Regions from separate parts of the Homo sapiens genome. Here region 1 is linked to region 2. Evidence: chromatin loops called from intact Hi-C (ENCODE). Cell type or tissue: PC-9. All regions are shown on one strand. Links, peaks and the distances in the headings refer to the core of each region. The heading gives the core; the rest is flanking DNA. Region 1 has its middle 79 kb from the start of RBMS3-AS1. Region 2 overlaps TGFBR2 (transforming growth factor beta receptor 2).

The links. Peaks named below come from ENCODE experiments on the same cell type or tissue, not always from the same donor. Only the 100,000 strongest peaks of a DNase experiment are listed, where the experiment ranks them.
Region 1: a loop joins it to region 2, with 14 times the contacts of the local background. A loop is called at or near these places in 13 of 110 quality-filtered maps.

The regions. Positions count from the first base shown.
Region 1 is chr3:30,011,852-30,014,774 of GRCh38, forward strand. No RefSeq gene overlaps it. Among named protein-coding and RNA genes, the nearest start is that of RBMS3-AS1, 79 kb to the left of the region's middle. In PC-9, for the core only: CTCF peaks have their summits at 1,252 (motif pointing right) and 1,455; no DNase peak of the experiment used is centred there.
Region 2 is chr3:30,691,979-30,694,901 of GRCh38, forward strand. It overlaps TGFBR2 (transforming growth factor beta receptor 2), which reads left to right. Exons shown (of 7, transcript NM_003242.6): 7 at 1-2,164. Among named protein-coding and RNA genes, the nearest start is that of TGFBR2, 87 kb to the left of the region's middle. In PC-9, for the core only: CTCF peaks have their summits at 1,737 (motif pointing left) and 1,941; a DNase peak (open chromatin) is centred at 1,673.

The DNA of each region.
Region 1 (2,923 bases), core at 174-2,673, 680 kb before region 2:
CTCGCTCTGTCGCCCAGGCTGGAGTGCAGTGGCGCGATCTTGGCTCACTGCGAGCTCCGCCTCCCGGGATCACGCCATTCTCCTACAGGCGCCTGCCACCACGCCCGGCTAATTTTTTGTATTTTTTAGTAAAGACGGGGTTTCACCGTGTTAGGATGGTCTCGATCTCCTGACCTTGTGATTCACCCGCCTCGGCCTCCCAAAGTGCTGGGATTACAGGCGTGAGCCACTGTGTCCGGCCTGGAACAAAGATCTTGAACTTAGTTTTACCCACTGCCTTTGTTCTGTTTGGGCTGTTGTAACAAAATGTCTTGGATTGGGTAATTTATAAACAACGGAAATTCATTGCTCACAGTTTTGGAAGCTGGAAAGTCCAAGATCAAGGCACCAGTTTTGGGGTCTGGTGAGGGCCTGTTCCTCATAGATTGTGCTTTCTATGTGTCTTTACAAGGCTGAAGGGGCAAACAAGTTCTCACAGGCCTTTTCCATAAGGGCACTAATTCCTTTTATGAGGGCAGAGTCCTCATGAGCTAATCATGTCAAAAAGCCCCCACTTTTTAATACCATCACCTTAGGGGTATTTCAACATATGAATTTTTGGGAGACATAAACATTCAGAACACCACACCCATGTTCTATCAAAGCTTTCTTTTGATAGAAATTCTTTTTTGTTTATTTGTTTAGGATTAAAAAATAATAGTACTGCACCACCACCCAATATGCACAAAAATTTTGCTTCAAATTGCAAGACATTTTGGCATTTCCTAAAATGTACCTAGAGGTTTCTGGTGAAGAACCCTAGGTTACAAGGTATGAACACAGCAGAATGAAGACTAGGAAATGAAGAAACAAACTACATTTATTATGTGACCCTCGTACATAAAATAATCATGATTTTCTGATCTCATATCTATGCATTTTTTTACTGTCTAATAATTTATTTTCTCCAAGAAGAACAGAGTGAATTGTCAATTCTCAATAGTTCTAACAAGGTTTATGTTCCATTATGCCTTTTTTAATTGATGCTGATGAAGATAACATTTAACTGCTGCTTTCCAAAGGCAGTACAATGAAAATATAGCTCAAACTTAATCTCTGAGAATTTGATTATTTCTGGATTTTTTTAAGGAGTGACACTTTCAATAATGATAAAAGTCTCTCTAATATATCAAGAGACTGTATTTTTATTTAAATCTTTAGAAACAAAGGGAGATAGCTTTCTCACCCATGATCTTTAGGACGTTGTTAGGTTACTATTGTGGTAAAATGGTCACCAGGTGGCGCTGCTGTATTAGTCTCTAGTGGATTCCAAACCCAAATCCCAGGTTCTCTATTCCTACACAAAACCAGTAATGTGAGATAAGGCTGTTAAGAGAAAGAATCACTATTAACTGGGCACTCACTCTGTGCCAAGAGCTGCACCAAGTGCCCTCACATACTTGAGTTCATACAACTTTCACAAGAGTGCTCTGAGACAGGGATTGGAAAATTGTCCCCATTTCCCAGATGGGGCTTGGAGAGTTGGGCAACCTACCCATGGACCTATACTTAGGAAGGGCTAGAGAGTGCTTTAAAAATACATTCAAATTCTCAACCCCTGGCTTCAAAAATTTCTTCTGAAATGACTTTGGGAAATGCCAATGGGGAAGGCAGTTGTTTGTGTGTGTGTGTTCTTACTTGTTTGTTTTTAATCAGCATTTTTTTTTAATAGATTGCCTCACTTGGCCTGGGATTTGTGATTTCTGTAGAAGAAGGGCATTGGACACTTATTCTAATCACCTTAGTGACAAAACTCAACACAATTCACATTTTCTGTTCCAGAAATAACTTGCTGTTTCAATCTTTTCTGTATTTGAGTCTGTCTGATTTACTCTAGAAGGAAAGTACTTGTCTACCAAATAGATAGGTTTAACTTTTCATTGACTCATTCATTGAACAGTTTCTAGCAAATGGACCCTCCATAAATAATTTAATGATGCCAAAAGAGAGTAGGCATTCTTGTTTGTAAGGTATTGTATTCTAGTAAGTACCAGTTTGTGACATTTTGGTGTGAAATAAGATCAGAGAGTTTTGTGGGCAATATGTTTAACCCTTGCTGCTGCTTACTCCCTAGTTCAGCCCCTTAACAGAGTGTCTGTTATCTTTTTCCCAAGTGATCTGGGACATTTAATTCTTTTGACAGCAAGGAGAGTGGAATATGCCATTCTAAGTTGGACATAACTTTTCAAAGTTATAGGACTTGGCCATGTTTTCATGGTACAGGCAAAATCCACACACAGGATCAGCTAAGTACAAAAGCCAATGATTTTCCTCCTAATAATGCTGAATCTATTCATATGGCTTGAAGGAATGAATTGTTTGCCCAAAATAACTTTTCTATTACCTGGCATTTCACCATTATAACTTTATTCTTAGAGATAGATAACAAAATATTAGAAAAAATACCAGGCAAGCAGTGAAAAGAGCTTGGATTTTGACTTTAGGTATACCATCTGCAAAATATTTTTTCTTCCTTTCTGAATGTCAGGTTTTTTATGTCTCAAAATACATATCTTTTATTTCTCAGAATGATTATGATAAAACAGGCAATATATATATCATGTGTAAATGCTCTAAAAATTATCATCAATCAAGTGTTATGCATAATTTTAACTGTTTAGTTCTGATGTTTCTCTTTAAAGATGTTTTTATGAGGGTAACTCCTGAGAGTTAAAGACAAGATTAATATCTAAGAAGATGAAAGGAGGCAATGGTAGAACCAAGGTGACACTTAGCTACTTTGCAATGCTGCTCAGATTCTGGAGGACACAAATGCCAGGCTTGAAGCCACCAGCTTCCAGGCCACAAGAACAAGAGAACACAGAAACATAGCTGCTGGTTGAGCTAAATTCACCCACGATTTTGAATGATAATCCTATTTTAT
Region 2 (2,923 bases), core at 287-2,786:
AGGAAAAACATCAAATATTCCCAGGAAATTGGTTTTATTGGAGAACTCCAGAACCAAGCAGAGAAGGAAGGGACCCATGACAGCATTAGCATTTGACAATCACACATGCAGTGGTTCTCTGACTGTAAAACAGTGAACTTTGCATGAGGAAAGAGGCTCCATGTCTCACAGCCAGCTATGACCACATTGCACTTGCTTTTGCAAAATAATCATTCCCTGCCTAGCACTTCTCTTCTGGCCATGGAACTAAGTACAGTGGCACTGTTTGAGGACCAGTGTTCCCGGGGTTCCTGTGTGCCCTTATTTCTCCTGGACTTTTCATTTAAGCTCCAAGCCCCAAATCTGGGGGGCTAGTTTAGAAACTCTCCCTCAACCTAGTTTAGAAACTCTACCCCATCTTTAATACCTTGAATGTTTTGAACCCCACTTTTTACCTTCATGGGTTGCAGAAAAATCAGAACAGATGTCCCCATCCATGCGATTGCCCCACCATCTACTAATGAAAAATTGTTCTTTTTTTCATCTTTCCCCTGCACTTATGTTACTATTCTCTGCTCCCAGCCTTCATCCTTTTCTAAAAAGGAGCAAATTCTCACTCTAGGCTTTATCGTGTTTACTTTTTCATTACACTTGACTTGATTTTCTAGTTTTCTATACAAACACCAATGGGTTCCATCTTTCTGGGCTCCTGATTGCTCAAGCACAGTTTGGCCTGATGAAGAGGATTTCAACTACACAATACTATCATTGTCAGGACTATGACCTCAGGCACTCTAAACATATGTTTTGTTTGGTCAGCACAGCGTTTCAAAAAGTGAAGCCACTTTATAAATATTTGGAGATTTTGCAGGAAAATCTGGATCCCCAGGTAAGGATAGCAGATGGTTTTCAGTTATCTCCAGTCCACGTTCACAAAATGTGAAGGTGTGGAGACACTTACAAAGCTGCCTCACTTCTCACTGTAAACATTAGCTCTTTCCACTGCCTACCTGGACCCCAGTCTAGGAATTAAATCTGCACCTAACCAAGGTCCCTTGTAAGAAATGTCCATTCAAGCAGTCATTCTCTGGGTATATAATATGATTTTGACTACCTTATCTGGTGTTAAGATTTGAAGTTGGCCTTTTATTGGACTAAAGGGGAACTCCTTTAAGGGTCTCAGTTAGCCCAAGTTTCTTTTGCTTATATGTTAATAGTTTTACCCTCTGCATTGGAGAGAGGAGTGCTTTACTCCAAGAAGCTTTCCTCATGGTTACCGTTCTCTCCATCATGCCAGCCTTCTCAACCTTTGCAGAAATTACTAGAGAGGATTTGAATGTGGGACACAAAGGTCCCATTTGCAGTTAGAAAATTTGTGTCCACAAGGACAAGAACAAAGTATGAGCTTTAAAACTCCATAGGAAACTTGTTAATCAACAAAGAAGTGTTAATGCTGCAAGTAATCTCTTTTTTAAAACTTTTTGAAGCTACTTATTTTCAGCCAAATAGGAATATTAGAGAGGGACTGGTAGTGAGAATATCAGCTCTGTTTGGATGGTGGAAGGTCTCATTTTATTGAGATTTTTAAGATACATGCAAAGGTTTGGAAATAGAACCTCTAGGCACCCTCCTCAGTGTGGGTGGGCTGAGAGTTAAAGACAGTGTGGCTGCAGTAGCATAGAGGCGCCTAGAAATTCCACTTGCACCGTAGGGCATGCTGATACCATCCCAATAGCTGTTGCCCATTGACCTCTAGTGGTGAGTTTCTAGAATACTGGTCCATTCATGAGATATTCAAGATTCAAGAGTATTCTCACTTCTGGGTTATCAGCATAAACTGGAATGTAGTGTCAGAGGATACTGTGGCTTGTTTTGTTTATGTTTTTTTTTCTTATTCAAGAAAAAAGACCAAGGAATAACATTCTGTAGTTCCTAAAAATACTGACTTTTTTCACTACTATACATAAAGGGAAAGTTTTATTCTTTTATGGAACACTTCAGCTGTACTCATGTATTAAAATAGGAATGTGAATGCTATATACTCTTTTTATATCAAAAGTCTCAAGCACTTATTTTTATTCTATGCATTGTTTGTCTTTTACATAAATAAAATGTTTATTAGATTGAATAAAGCAAAATACTCAGGTGAGCATCCTGCCTCCTGTTCCCATTCCTAGTAGCTAAATCCATTTGCCTCATTTGGTTATTTTGCAATTTATGCAGAAAACGTCACCAAGTAAATAATCTCCAACTTTTTCATACTGTCTTTCTCAACTGACAGTCTCACAGTCCTTAAAAAAAAAAAAAAAAAAAAAAAAAAGTCACAGAAGCTCAGTAATATGAGATGAAGCAGATGCTGCTCATGGCCTGCCTGCCATGCTGGCGTCCTGGCATGATGTCCCTCTGAATGCCCAGAAGACCTCTTCCCACAGTCTCAGGAGCTGCCTCTATCCACATGGCTGTTTCTTGCAGGGATTTTCACAGCCAGTGTTTCTACCGCTTCTTCTATTTTCTCTATTCCTCATACTAGCAAGCTGTTGGCTCTCTTCTTGACTCTTGTCATATTCCATGCTTCCCTTTTCTACCCAGATACCACATCCATTTGGTGCTTTTAATTGATTTACATGAATGGTGAGATGAATATGCCTTAGGAAATTGTCTCCTGGTCATTTCTTGTGACAAAGTGCACGAGATTTTCTGCCTGAACTTCATGCTACCTGTTTTGGAATCTGAGAGATTCTGTAGCTTCTTCTTAGTTATCGACTGGGTTCTAAATAGTTAATGTCATAGTGCCTGCACCAGGGTATTTCAACCTTAGCACTGCTGACTTATTTTTGCATTGGATAATTGTGTGTTGGGAGGGAGGGAAGCCGTCCTGTGCACTGTGGGATGTTTAGCAGTATCCCTCGCCTCCACCCACTAGATGCCAGTAGCACCCACCCCA